Linked DNA regions of Homo sapiens: regions 1 and 2 are each linked to region 3. The links are chromatin contacts, found by Hi-C or POLR2A ChIA-PET in ENCODE. All regions are on one chromosome and are shown on one strand. The core of a region is the stretch at or near the end of the contact, and the rest is flanking DNA. Distances in the headings are between cores, read along the strand shown. Region 1 holds the start of ARAP3 (ArfGAP with RhoGAP domain, ankyrin repeat and PH domain 3). Region 2 overlaps DIAPH1 (diaphanous related formin 1). Region 3 overlaps SPRY4-AS1 (SPRY4 antisense RNA 1).

Evidence for each region. Hi-C counts contacts between places; a loop is a spot of excess contacts on that map. ChIA-PET counts read pairs that join two places held with the same protein, here RNA polymerase II (POLR2A). Pooled maps may share reads with other maps.
Region 1: a loop to region 3 is called in a map of CD8-positive, alpha-beta T cell, with 25 times the contacts of the local background. The contact joins the promoter of ARAP3 here to the enhancer-like site in region 3. A Hi-C loop is called at or near these places in 3 of 168 maps with a recorded cell type or tissue (CD4-positive, alpha-beta T cell, CD8-positive, alpha-beta T cell and naive thymus-derived CD4-positive, alpha-beta T cell) and 12 of 50 pooled maps.
Region 2: a map of naive thymus-derived CD4-positive, alpha-beta T cell shows a loop between it and region 3 (7-fold over the local background). The contact joins two enhancer-like sites. A Hi-C loop is called at or near these places in 1 of 168 maps with a recorded cell type or tissue (naive thymus-derived CD4-positive, alpha-beta T cell) and 4 of 50 pooled maps. POLR2A ChIA-PET finds 5 or more read pairs at or near these places in 1 of 52 experiments (activated naive CD4-positive, alpha-beta T cell).

The regions. Positions count from the first base shown.
Region 1 is chr5:141,680,605-141,684,541 of GRCh38, reverse strand. It overlaps ARAP3 (ArfGAP with RhoGAP domain, ankyrin repeat and PH domain 3), which reads left to right and starts at 2,312. Exons shown (of 33, transcript NM_022481.6): 1 at 2,312-2,369. RefSeq lists a silencer at 2,263-2,312.
Region 2 is chr5:141,595,453-141,599,514 of GRCh38, reverse strand. The region is part of intron 1 of DIAPH1 (diaphanous related formin 1); the gene reads left to right. Among named protein-coding and RNA genes, the nearest start is that of DIAPH1, 22 kb to the left of the region's middle. RefSeq lists an enhancer at 1,569-1,618. Within about 2 kb of position 1,939, at least 5 of the 41 ENCODE cell types and tissues checked have a DNase peak (open chromatin) inside an H3K27ac peak, as active enhancers do.
Region 3 is chr5:142,354,472-142,358,617 of GRCh38, reverse strand. All of the region lies in intron 3 of SPRY4-AS1 (SPRY4 antisense RNA 1), which reads right to left. Among named protein-coding and RNA genes, the nearest start is that of SPRY4-AS1, 31 kb to the right of the region's middle. RefSeq lists a silencer at 1,268-1,917 and enhancers at 1,955-2,756, 2,757-3,558. Within about 2 kb of position 1,542, at least 34 of the 41 ENCODE cell types and tissues checked have a DNase peak (open chromatin) inside an H3K27ac peak, as active enhancers do.

The DNA.
Region 1 (3,937 bases), core at 1,063-3,562, 670 kb after region 3:
GCAACAAACCAGTCATTTTAGCCATAACTATGGCTTTGTCACCAGTAGAAATCACATATATTTTTATATCATATTACAATATTGCAGATCTTTTGAAATACCATTTATGCTCATCACTGCATCAAAGTTATGTGAGGTATCAACCTACCACTAGATCTTATTTAAAGCATTAATAAAGAAGCACATATATTACTATATCACATCGGTTTTATATGTGTATTACAACATAATTGGTTTCCTTTGCAATCCTATATATTTTATTTTATGCATTTTAAAATATTATTCTGAGATGAGACCACATACTTTACCGTATTGCCAAAGGAGAACATGGCACAAAAAGGTTCAGAACTCTTGCATCTAGCCCCTGACCCAAACTCCCCGGCATCCATTCCTCAAAACTCCCTGTGCCCTTTACTGTCTTTTCCTGCTCCCTTATTTTGCTGGGTTAGTCTGAGTCCTTAAAGAAGAAGCTGCCAAGGCAGAATGCAAGGATTTGACTAGGGGAGATGCCTGTGAGAGAGGAAGGGAGCCTGGAGCTAGGAGAGCTGTGAAGGAGAGAGGGAAGGAATAAAGGTTGAGAGGAGCATCCTAAAACACCAGTCAAAGGAAAGTTCAGCAAAGCCATTGGGAAATCTTGATCCAAAGTCAGCTGTCAAAGGAGTCCCCTATCTCCCAGGAATGGGTCTGCCTTAGATCTCTGCTGAGCTCTGTCACTGGCTGGGAGCAGCCCAGTGGGAAGCTGGCCTTAGATTTCAGAGAGAAGCAGCTGGGGCCATTGGTTAATTTCACTCCTCACAGTGTAAGATCTGTGAGGAGCATTCTCACTGCCACCACAGTTGCCCATCTGAAAAAAAGGACATGGTGCAGGGGTCCTGTCCAGGGTGGTAGGTGAGCATGGTAGTTATAGATATAGACTTGGAGGGTTGGCTATTTTCTAGCTGCAGAGTCTTGAGCAAGTTATTTAATGCTCCCTGTCTCCTTATATGTAAAATAGAGGTGATAAAATTTCCTATTTGTAGGGATATTTGTGAGGATTAAAGTTTGCAAAGCAATGTTTACATAGATCCTGGAGCACGGTCAGCTCTCAATAATTGGTAGCCCTTATTATGGCTATTGCAATTATTATTTTATTACTATAATTCTCTTTCTCAAAGGGAAGGCCGGGAAAGTGGGGCTCCAGTAGGTTGAAGATGACAGTCCCTCCCCTAGCTGAGGCAGCTGGAAGAGGTGGGAACCACTTCCTCCCACTCCCCTCTTCTTCCCCTGAGGCAGGGGTCTTCCCCTAGCTACTGACAGTTCCTGTGTCTGCTGACTCACAGCCAACTTCCTCTCATACAAACAGGAAAACACAGCCGGCCAGCGCCCCCGCCACCCCCAACACATACACACACACACACACACACACACACACACACACACACACACACACACACACAAACACCCCCCCCCCACACCCAAACACTGGTCCTGCTCAGAGAGGGAAGTGCCTCCGCCCCTGGGAGACAGGCTCCAGGACCGGGGTTCCGGCAAGATTAGCGAAGGAGAGAAGGGCCATTCCTCTTCAGGCCTCCCCGGCATCCCCCCTGAAATTTTAGGGTGGGAGTTGGGGAGAAGGGGCGGCTTCTCCCATGAATGAAACAGCTGCTTGCTTGGTCACTGAGCTTGCAGGGCGTCCGCCTGTCCCAAAAAGGCAGCCCCAAACCTTGGTTTGGAAGTAGGGATGTGCCTTGCGGACCTTCATCCCTCGAAGGAACCTAGGCCGGGCCCTTGGGGATGGAAGTGGGGAGAAACAGACGGGTACCCCTCTGCTGGGCCTCTGCGCTTGTTGCCCAGGCCAAGTCTCAATTCTGGATGTCCAGCTTCCGTCCCCACACTAAACTGGTTGCCAGGGTCCAGCCACCCTTCCGGGCGTGGGAGAGGTGCCCTGGGGGATTAGGGCTCGACCTTTCCTCCTCCCTTTTGGCAGGACTGGAGGGCATGGGAGCAGCGGAGAGGATGCAAAGCCGTCCCTGGCACTCTCCCTTTCTCAGTTTCTACCTCCGTCCCAGTCTCCGTCCCGGTCTCTGCCTCTTTGTCCCTCTCCCTGAGGTTGTCTTCGTCCCAACGTGTTCTGGTCCTTTCTCGGCCTGCGAGAGGGCAGACTGGGGGCAGACTCGGAGATAAGCGCGGCGGTTGGGCAAGAAGCCCAAACCCTTTGGAGGCCTGCGCTTGCACAAGGAGTGGCCGGGGCCCCGCGGAGGGAACCGGCCGGGCGGGGCGGGGCTGGGCCCGTCGAGGGAGGGCAGAGGGGAGGCGGGGCCGGCGCGGCGGGACCCAGAACCTCGGACGAGCGGCGGGCACCCGCGAGCGGACGGCGGCCGCGTAGTGAGGTGAGGACCCCCGCGCCCCCCGGGTCCCTGCTTCCCAGACTCCTCCCCATCACCTTCTCGAGGGCCTTCGTGGGCTCCCAGGCCCCCTCGGCGCCGGCGGCCCTCCCCATCCCTGCCACGACCCGCCCCTCCCTCCTGCTGCCCGGCCTCTGCCCCATCCCTCCTCGCCCCCTCCCTCGTCGCAGCCTGCGCTGCCCGCCACTGCCCGCCCCGCCCCCGCCACTCCTGTCCCGCGAGCACCTCAGCTCCCAGCCCCGTGCTGTCGAGCCCGGCCTGAGTCACCGGGAAACCGGGCCCTGAGTCAGGGCCCGAGGCTCAGCACGCGGGCCCTGGCTTGGGAATGAGGCCCAGCTGGAGAGAGGCAGAGGGAGGCCAGCAGTGATGCTGGGACGGAGAGGGCGTCCTGGTCACCGACAGAGCACAAGAGTAACAGGGAGAGAGCCTAGGCCGAGGCGGAAGACAGAAACCCAGGCTCAGAGGCAGACAGAGACACAGATACAACTCAAGATCTGGTTAGAATTGTAGACTGAGTCAAGGACAAGCTTAATAACAGAGAGCAAAACAGGGTGGGACAAGGAGAGGGACAAAGAAGAATTGAGAGGTTGAGATGGAATGGGGCAGGGACAGTGACAAGGCAGAGATAAAACTCAGGGGCCACAGAATTAGAGACAGGTCTATGAAATAGACCAGGGTCAGGGTCGGGGTCAGGCTGGTGGAAGGGGGACAGAGCACAGAGACCTGAGCCCAAGGGAATGAGCAGGGAAAAGGCAAGCTCAGAAAAGGAAGGCTTGGAGAAAGCAGAGGTGGGGGGATGGCATTTCACACTGCCAAATCGCTACAGGGCATGTGCACACACAGGTGAACAGCATGTGAACATGCTGCCGGTGGGCAGAGAGTCCAGAAGCCTCTGGAGTACCCCTGACCAGAGGTCAGGCCTCATCTCTCTGGCATCCCCATCCTTATTCTTCAATTAGCCTCCACCCAGGGCCGGGACCCCACACATTAGGACTGGTTAGGGCTCTCCCGGCAGCCTGACCAAAGCAGGCAGGATGTGGAGGCGGCCAGGGCTGGAGGGACAGGAAGGAAGTCTGAGCAGAGACAATAGGTGGAAGGGGAGGAGGGACTGGGAACAACCAGGATTAGGACGGCAGGCCTGCATACATCGGCTCTGGAAACAAGAGGGAGGGGGCGTCTGCACCTCCTTCCTCCTATCTAGGCTGCCCCTCTCCCTACCTTACTCCAGAGCTGATTGGCCACATCATTGGCCCCTCCTCTGCATCTCCCTATCCCACTCTGACCCACAGCATTCTAGCATCTTGTCCCATGCTTACTCAGTTGGATGTGCAGTCAGGCAGGAGCAGAGCTTTGACCCAGACCCAGGGTGGGCAGGAACTGAGGGGCCAACTCTAGCACTGACTTACTGTGAACCTGGGGCAAGCCCCTTCCCCTCTCTGGGCCTCAGTTTCCTTAACTTCAAATGAAGTCCCTTCCCTAAGTAGAGAGCCATTGCTGTTGTTCTGGGATGGCTCTGCTTCCAGATCGCAGGCCTTTCAGCATCTTTCTTTGGA
Region 2 (4,062 bases), core at 690-3,189, 760 kb after region 3:
CACAAAAACCTTTGTAGTTCCCAGGGATCCTGGGCCTCCTAGAATCGTCAGAGTGTAAGGACCAAGTGGCATTCAGCTGTGCTGTTCTGGTGGTAGTCCATTTAGCCAAGAACTCAAATATAATTGTAGTTGTCTATTACAACTTAGCCTTAACAAAATCTTTAGAAAGTAATGAAATACAGGCTTACAGTGTGGGTTTATATTTCCCGTGTGCTGGCCACATGGTTCTTGCAATTACCGTCCATGATTAACTGTCCATGTGAAGCACAGAAGTAGGAATTAGAAACACTTTTTGCTATGTAGAATGTACTCTGTGTTCAGAGTAATGTTTAGTCATACTCTCTTTTTAGATCCCTGCTAACCTCTCTGCTGCTAAGAACTACCCAATTACCTTTTGCTTGGCTACATGAGCATCCTGTGCCAAGAGACCATGCTTAGTTGTCTGAGTATTCTCTGGGCCCTTTTTCTGATTAAAGTGAAAAGTTAAAGATTCAGAGAATCAAGTAGAGGTGAATCAGTCTCTTGGATGAGTTTTCTTGTGTCCTGAATTTACAATAGATTGAATTCTGTTACTAAGCAAACAGAGGGAGCCTCTGTGCAGAAGACTGCCATTGGACCGTTTTTAAAAAGCTGAAGTATTAATACACACAACCACCACCACTGCAAGAACAAATCCAGATATGCAAAATAAGTTTTAAACTTCATTTATGTTTTCTGATAATAATTAATCAGGGTGTTTCAAACTCATTAAGTTATTAATTAGCTTGACCTTACAGGGAATAAATACCTTGGGGTCTTTTGACTTTTTTGTTGTTGTTGTTGTTATAAACTATAAAGTATCTAGGAAGTTTCTAATTTCCTGTAGATGGTAACCAAAAGATTTATCTTACCACATATTACATTAGGATGTGGTAACTGAATCAGAACTTGAATTACTCTCTGGAAGGGGAGTAAAGGGACAGCTTTTAATTTTTATGTTGATGGATGGTCTTAGTGCAGAGAAGAACCCAGCCAAATATATTTATATTTGATGCTGTTATTTTTGATGTACTGTACCTTTGAGCAATTTGTATTGATTTAAGTAAGATTTGATAGCACTGAGAATCTTTTGGAGAAGAGAAGCTCATTTTAATACATGCAATTCTATTAAATTATTTTCCTGTACCAGCTAATGACCTTTAGACATTTATCTAGTCATCTAATTCTATTGCATAAAAACTCCTATAGAATAAATGTTTTTCTGCCCCTTTAAAAATATTTTGTTTTCATTAATAATTATTTGCATATAAATGAAATAGATAAAACTTAAGAAACAAAAATCTAACATGTGTATAAAAGTTGGCATTGCCACTGTTAGATGGAGTCTTCCAGGCAGAGAAAAACTGAATACCATCTCAGAGTCATAGCCCAGCTTCAGATTCTGTGAGTGTTTACGAGTGCACCTAGATTTTAAGGACATCACTTGGCCAGGACATAAGTAAGGCCTGGGAAACAGGGTTCACCACAGTTGAGCATCTGGCAGGCCTGCAGTGAGGGCCAAGTACTAGACATTCAACAGGAATAAGGTTGAGGGAGTACACTGCTCTGTATTTTCTGCTTCTGAGCTTACCATATGCAACCTCTGGGTCTCCTGAATAAGTCAAAGCGGGAAAGTTCTGTGGTGTGGGAATGAGTATCCTTGACAGTCCAGGTAGTAGAGCAGAGAAGGAAAGAAAAAAACTGTTAACATATGGTCCAGACAGGCCAACCATCTGGGTCAGATTCACCCAGGTGTTGTGAATTTTAAAAGCCAGAACAAAAGCAGATGATGGTGATGACAGGCTTCAAGGGTCTGGCTCAAGTCTCATTGCTCCCTTTTAGCTGGTGGTTCTCTGTACCTGGCACATACAGTCATCCTGGAACCTTTATCCCCGGGATTTCCTTCAATTTCCTCATGTGTTAGGTTTCATTTCCTGTATTTCAAGTCTTGCACTTTTTTGGTTTGCATCCTCATTTTGGTGGAGCATGTCCTACAGTAGCTTCCTGCGGTATATGGGAACAGATTTTTTAAAGCTTAAATGTCTGAAAATGTCTATTCTAAGCTGACATTTGATTGATAGTTTTTGTTGGGTATAGATTTGTAGTTTGGAAATTATTTTTCTTCAGATTTTTAAAGGCCTTGTTCCATTGCCACCCAGCTGTTGATATTATTGTTAAGAAACCCAGAACTGCTCTGATTCCTTTGTATATGACCTGTTTTCATCCTTTCTGTGGAATTTTGTAGGATTTTCTTTGTATTCCGGTGTTTTGAAATTTCACCATTATATGCCTTTGAATAATCTATTTTTGTCCTTTGTGCTAGAGACTTATCCTTCAATACTGGGAAATTTTCTTTATTTCCTTGATAACTTGCTCTCTATTTTATGTTTTCTCCTATTATTTGGATATTGGTCCTCCCAAACTGGTCTTCTAATTTTCTTATCTTTTTGCTGTACTTTTTGGGGAATTTCCTTAATTCTTCCAGTCCTTTTATTGAGTTTTCATTTCTGTTCTTGTATTTTAAACTTCTAATGACCTCTTTTTCCTCTGAATGTTTGTTGTGGATATTAATGATTTTTAGAACATCTTTCTTCTTGTTGCATACTGTTTATTTGGCAAGTTGCTTCCCCCAGCCCCGCTTTCTCTCATGTTAGGATCTTTCCTCAGATGTCTGATAATCCTGGGTTGTCTACTCATGTTTAAGAATGAGGGATTACAAAGCAGATTGGAAACTCTAGGTGCGTGGGTAGGATTTGAAAGCTGGTTGCTTTGCTGTAGGACAGCACCATCCAATAGAAATCTAATGTGAATCACATTGTAAGTTTAGATTTTCTAGTTTTAGAAACGTGAAATTAATATATCTAAAATATTACTTCAATATGAATGAAATATAAAAATTATTAATGAAATATTTTACTTTTTTATATTGTTATGAATTGCAGTGTTTATTTTACATTTACAGACATCTCAACTGAGACGCTAAATTTTTATTTATTTATTTATTTATTTATTTTGAGATTGTCTTGCTCTGTTGTCAGCAATGTGATCTCAGCTTGCTGCAACCTCTGGGGGCTCAGCTGATCCTCCCACCTCAGCCTCCTGAGTAGGTGGGACTACAGGCAAGCGCTACAATGCCTGGCTAATTATTATTACTTTTTTTTTTTGAGACAGAGTCTTGCTCTGTCACCCAGGCTGGAGTGCAGTGGTGCGATCTCGGCTCACTGCAACCTCTGCCTCCCGGGTTCAAGTGATTCTCCTGCCTCAGCCTCCCGAGTAGCTGGCACTACAGACGCGTGCCACCACGCCCGGCTAATTTTTTGTATTTATTTTTTAGTAGAGACGAGTTTCACTGTGTTAGCCAGGATGGTCTCGATCTCCTGACCTCGCAATCCACCTGCCTCAGCCTCCCAAAGTGCTGGGATTACAGGCGTGAGCCACCGCGGCTGGCCCATGCCTGGCTGATTTTTAAATATTTTTGTAGAGGCAGGTTTTGCCATGTTGCCCAGGCTGGTCTCCAACTCCTGGGCCCAAGCCATCTACCTGCCTCAGCCTCCCAAAGTGCCGGGATTACAGATGTGAGCCACCACAGCCAGTCCCTAAAAATTTTTTTAAGCCTTTTTTTTGAAGAGCAGTTTTAGGGTCACAGCAAAATTGAGATGAAGGTATAGAGATTTCCAATATATCGCTGCCCACACACGTGCATGGTGTATCAATCCGTTCTCACACTGCTATGAAGAAATACCTGAGACTGGGTAATTTATAAAGGAAAGAGGTTTAATTGACTCACAGTTCTGCATTGCTGGGAAGGCCTCAGGAAACTTACAATCATGATGGAAGGCAAAGGAGAAGCAGGCACCTTCTGCTTTGCCTTCTAAGGGTGGCAGGACAGAGTGAGTGCAAGCGGGGGAAATGCCAGATGCTTACAAAACCATAAGATTTCATGAGACTCACTTGATATCATGAGAACAGCATAGGGGAGACTGTCCCCATGATCCTATTACCTCCACCTGGTCCCGCCCTTGACATATGGGGATTATGGGGATT
Region 3 (4,146 bases), core at 293-2,792:
ATTAGCTGTTAGGAACCGCACGTTTAATATTCAAAGTCAACCCTCCATACATCTCACCAGCTCTTACCATTGCCCCCTAGAGCTGAGAAATCTGAATAGAAGGGCTTGCATTGGACTGGGGCTATTCAGCCTTAGAAATCCAACTCCAGGTAATCGTTTAAAGGAGCCCATTTTCCTATTCAAGTAGAGTGAAAAGAACTCCACCTCAGTCCCCAAGCCACTCAGGACCTCTCATAAGGCTGGCAAAGGGAAGATTCCAGTCTGAGAGCACTGGCCACCTAACTCTATTCCCAGAAAGTGGAGTCCGGCCCAGAGCTCCCTGGAAGTTGAGGTAACAAGACCCAACAAAAATATCCTGTATTCTCTTCACCACCTGTCTCCGCAAGCGAGTAATAAGACAAAGTATTAAAGAGAGACATCACCAGTAATCAGAATGTGGTAACTAAATGAGTCTTTTGTCTTCCACTTACAATGTGCAAGCTGGTCCGGTTCCTCAGCCTCTCTGAACCTGCTTCCTCAACTGTTTAAAGAGAAAAGCAACCTCTACCTCCTGGGGCTGGTCAAAGGATGAAATGAGAGAATTCTGTTCAGCGGTGTCTAGGACATTAGCTGCTGCTTTTAGTTCAAGAAGCCCAGTGCAGCCTATGCCGGAATAAGCATTACTTGCTCCAAAAGAACACTCTGTACAGCAAAGGCAGCCCTTTCCTAGACCACAGACCACACCACTCCAACATGGGCCACAGGTTGGGAGCAAACACTTACTCCACCAGAGGCTTCCTGAAATCTTACAAGCAAATGGAGTGAAAGTAGAAACTGAGACCCAAACAGCTTCTGAAAAGTGGATGCCCGGCTGGAAGTGGTGAGGGACGTTCCCCCACGAAAAAACTTGGACTTGGCAATCATTGCTTTGGACTTCGCAATGTAAATTGCCACTTTTGATGACTTGGGGATTCTAGAATGTTCCGGTCGCTCACTGATTCACAAATATAAGGTCTGGGGTGACCTAAACCTGCATGGTGTGTTCCAAGAGCCCCCAAAGCGTTCCAAGAGCTGGTGACTTTCGGCTCACGTAACTAACCTGGGCCTCAGTTTCCCTCCAGACCCTAACGAAGGAGATAACGGTTGTTGCCTCTACAGGGAAGCTGCGAGGCTAAACGGGGATGGCGCGCTAAGGCGCTCCCTAGACACAGCACGGAGCTCCCCGCGCGCGGTTCCCATTCGCTCCCGGAGAGAAGGGCGGCGCGCGGGCTCACACAAAAGCCCAGGACCTTCCTCCGCTGCAACTGTAGAAAAAGCAACTGGAACGCGAGCTGGGGCAGCGGCCGGGCCGGGGGCTCCTCCCGCAGGCGCCCAGGAGCCGCTCGGCCCGTGGCCCGGCCGGGGAGCAGGCGCCCCGCGGGAGCGCTGAGGCCCCGCTGTGCCGAACCGGGCGGGGGCGGAGGAGGCGGAAGCGGGGGCGGCCGGAGCGCGGTGGGGATGTTTAAAGGAAATTTACAATCATTTCCTCTCTGTGGTTTGGTGACAAATCAACAACATCCTGTTCTTTTGTGAGGCTCCGGGCGCCTGCGAGGCGGAGGCAGCGCTCCGGCTCTTAAAGGGACACACACAGGGCCCCTCTCCCAACGGTTCCCTGCGGCTCCCCCCCAAAAAAATACAGCTTCCTCAAGGCGTCACCTCCGGGGGCGCGCGGCCGGAATGCGGGGGCTGTGGCCGGAGCCGCCGCCAGGCCACGACCTGGATCGCGTCCCTCACCACCCCCCACCCCGCCCGACGGGAGGAGACGGCCGCGGCGGCGGCGCACCAATCTGAAGGACGTCCCGGCCCGGGGCCATGTCCCGCCGAGGGGGTGGGCAGGGGGCGGAGGGGCGTCCTCCCGAGGGTTCCCGTCCCTCCCCCCAACCCCAGGGCAGCTCCGCCGGGCTTCGGACCTCCGGGTAGTTATCCCCCTCCCCCAATCCCCTGGCCTCGAGTTTTGCAGTCCCAAAACTCTGGATTTATGGTTAAAATGTCGACGTACGCACAGGAGGTTTATAAAATGCCAAAGCAGAGACTTCCCGAGCTGTAGAAGTAATGAGAATCAGATGGTCGGGACCAGGAAAAAAAAAAAAAAAAAAAAAAACTACTCAACTGGCCTCCTGGGATTTCGTTCATTCAGTCATTTAATGAGTATGTTTTACTAAGTGCTGGTCACTACTCTAAGCCCCCGCACCGCAGGAACAACACAGATACGGTTCCTGCCCACAGGGGGCTTAGATTCTCAAAAATGAATGAACAGGATTATTTCACATCTACAAGTGCTATGAGTTTTTTAATGGGTCACATTCTAGAACAGCGGCTTTCTGTAGGGACACCTCTCTGAGGGGTCTGACCTGAGGCATCCAAGGATGAAAAGGCAAGGGTGCTAGGAAGAACTGGGTTGGAAAGGTCCAAACATTATTATCAGGAAAGAGCTCAGAAGTCTCATCCCAAAGACCGAGTGAAGGGCAGCCCCAGGGCTGCATTTTCCCCTTGAATACAAGCCTTGATAAGGGGCTTGGGTCCTTCTGCTCTTGCTATATCGCCTGAGCCTTTCCTTTCATCTCTCGGCCTCACAGCTTCCTATAAGGAAAATGAGACACTGAACTAGATACAGTACTTCTCAACCTAGGTGCAAATGAGAATTCCCAGGGAGGCTTTCAAAAACACTGACACCCCTGACCCCACCTCAGACAAAGGGAATGAGGATCTTTGGTAATGGGGCCTAGGCACTGGCATTTCTGTAAGACTTCAAAAGTGAGTTTAGTGTACAACCAGGGTTAAGAGCCACTGACTTAGGGCCGGGCGCGGTGGCTCACGCCTGTAATCCCAGCACTTTGGGAGGCCGAGGCGGGCGGATCAGTTGAGGTCAGGAGTTTGAGACCAGCCTGACCAACATGGAGAAACCCCGTCTCTACTAAAAATACAAAATTAGCCGGGCGTGGTGGCGTGCACCTGTAATCCCAGCTGCTCAGGAGGCTGAGGCTGGAGAATCACTTGAACCCGGCAGGTGGAGGTTGCGGTGAGCTGAGATGGCGCCATTGCGTTGCAGCCTGGGCAACAAGAGCAAAACTCTGTTTCAAAAAAAAAAAAAAAAGAGCCACTGACCTAGATGATATTTAAAGTTTGGGTTTAAAATGCAGTAAGGTGGCTGGGCGCAGTGGCTCACGCCTGTTAATCCCAGCACTTTGGGAGGCCGAGGCAGGCAGATCATGAGGTCAGGAGATGGAGACCATCTCCTGGCCAACATGGCGAAACTCCGTCTCTACTAAAATACAAAAAATTAGCCGGGCGTGGTGGCACCGCCTGTAGTCCCAGCTACTTGGGAGGCTGAGGCAGTGGAATCCCTTGAACCCAGGAGGCAGAGGTTGCAGTGAGCCGAGATCGCGCCACTGCACTCCAGCCTGGTGACAGAGCAAGACTCCATCTCAAAATAAAATAAAATAAAATAAAATAAAGTGCAGTAAGAAGGCCAGGCGCGCTGGCTCACACCTGTAATCCTAGCACTTTGGGAGGCCAAGATGGGCAGATCACCTGAGGTCAGGAGTTTGAAACCAGCCTGGCCAACCAGCCTGGCCAACATGGTGAAACCCTGTATCTACTAAAAATACAAAAAAAAGTTTAGCCAGGCATGGTGGCAGGCGCCTGTAATCTCACCTACTTGGGAGGCTGAGGCAGGAGAATTGTTTGAACCTGGGAGGCGGAGGTTGCAGTGAGCCGAGATCGTGCCCCTGCACTCCAGCCTGGGCGACAGAGGGAGACTCTGTCTCAAAAAAATAAATAAAAATAAAGTGCAGGAAGAGCTATTTCAATTCAGGGCATAATCATCCACGTTCATTGAGTGCTTAGCAGCTGCTATATAATACCCTAAGTAAGCTACATATGTATTTTATCTAATTTAAGTTACAAAGAAAAACCTTACCAACTTAGATATTATTATTATTCCTATTTACAGATGAGGAAACTGGGTACAGGGATGACACAAAATATGGTCAAGGGCACACAGGTATTAAGTGGTCTTGTCTGTATCCTGTAAGCTGAAATGCCATTCCAGTGGCAAGGAACAAATTTCTACCTAATGGGGTTGTTAATAAGGCAGAGTAGCTACCCAGAGAAGAGCATGGGGTGCTA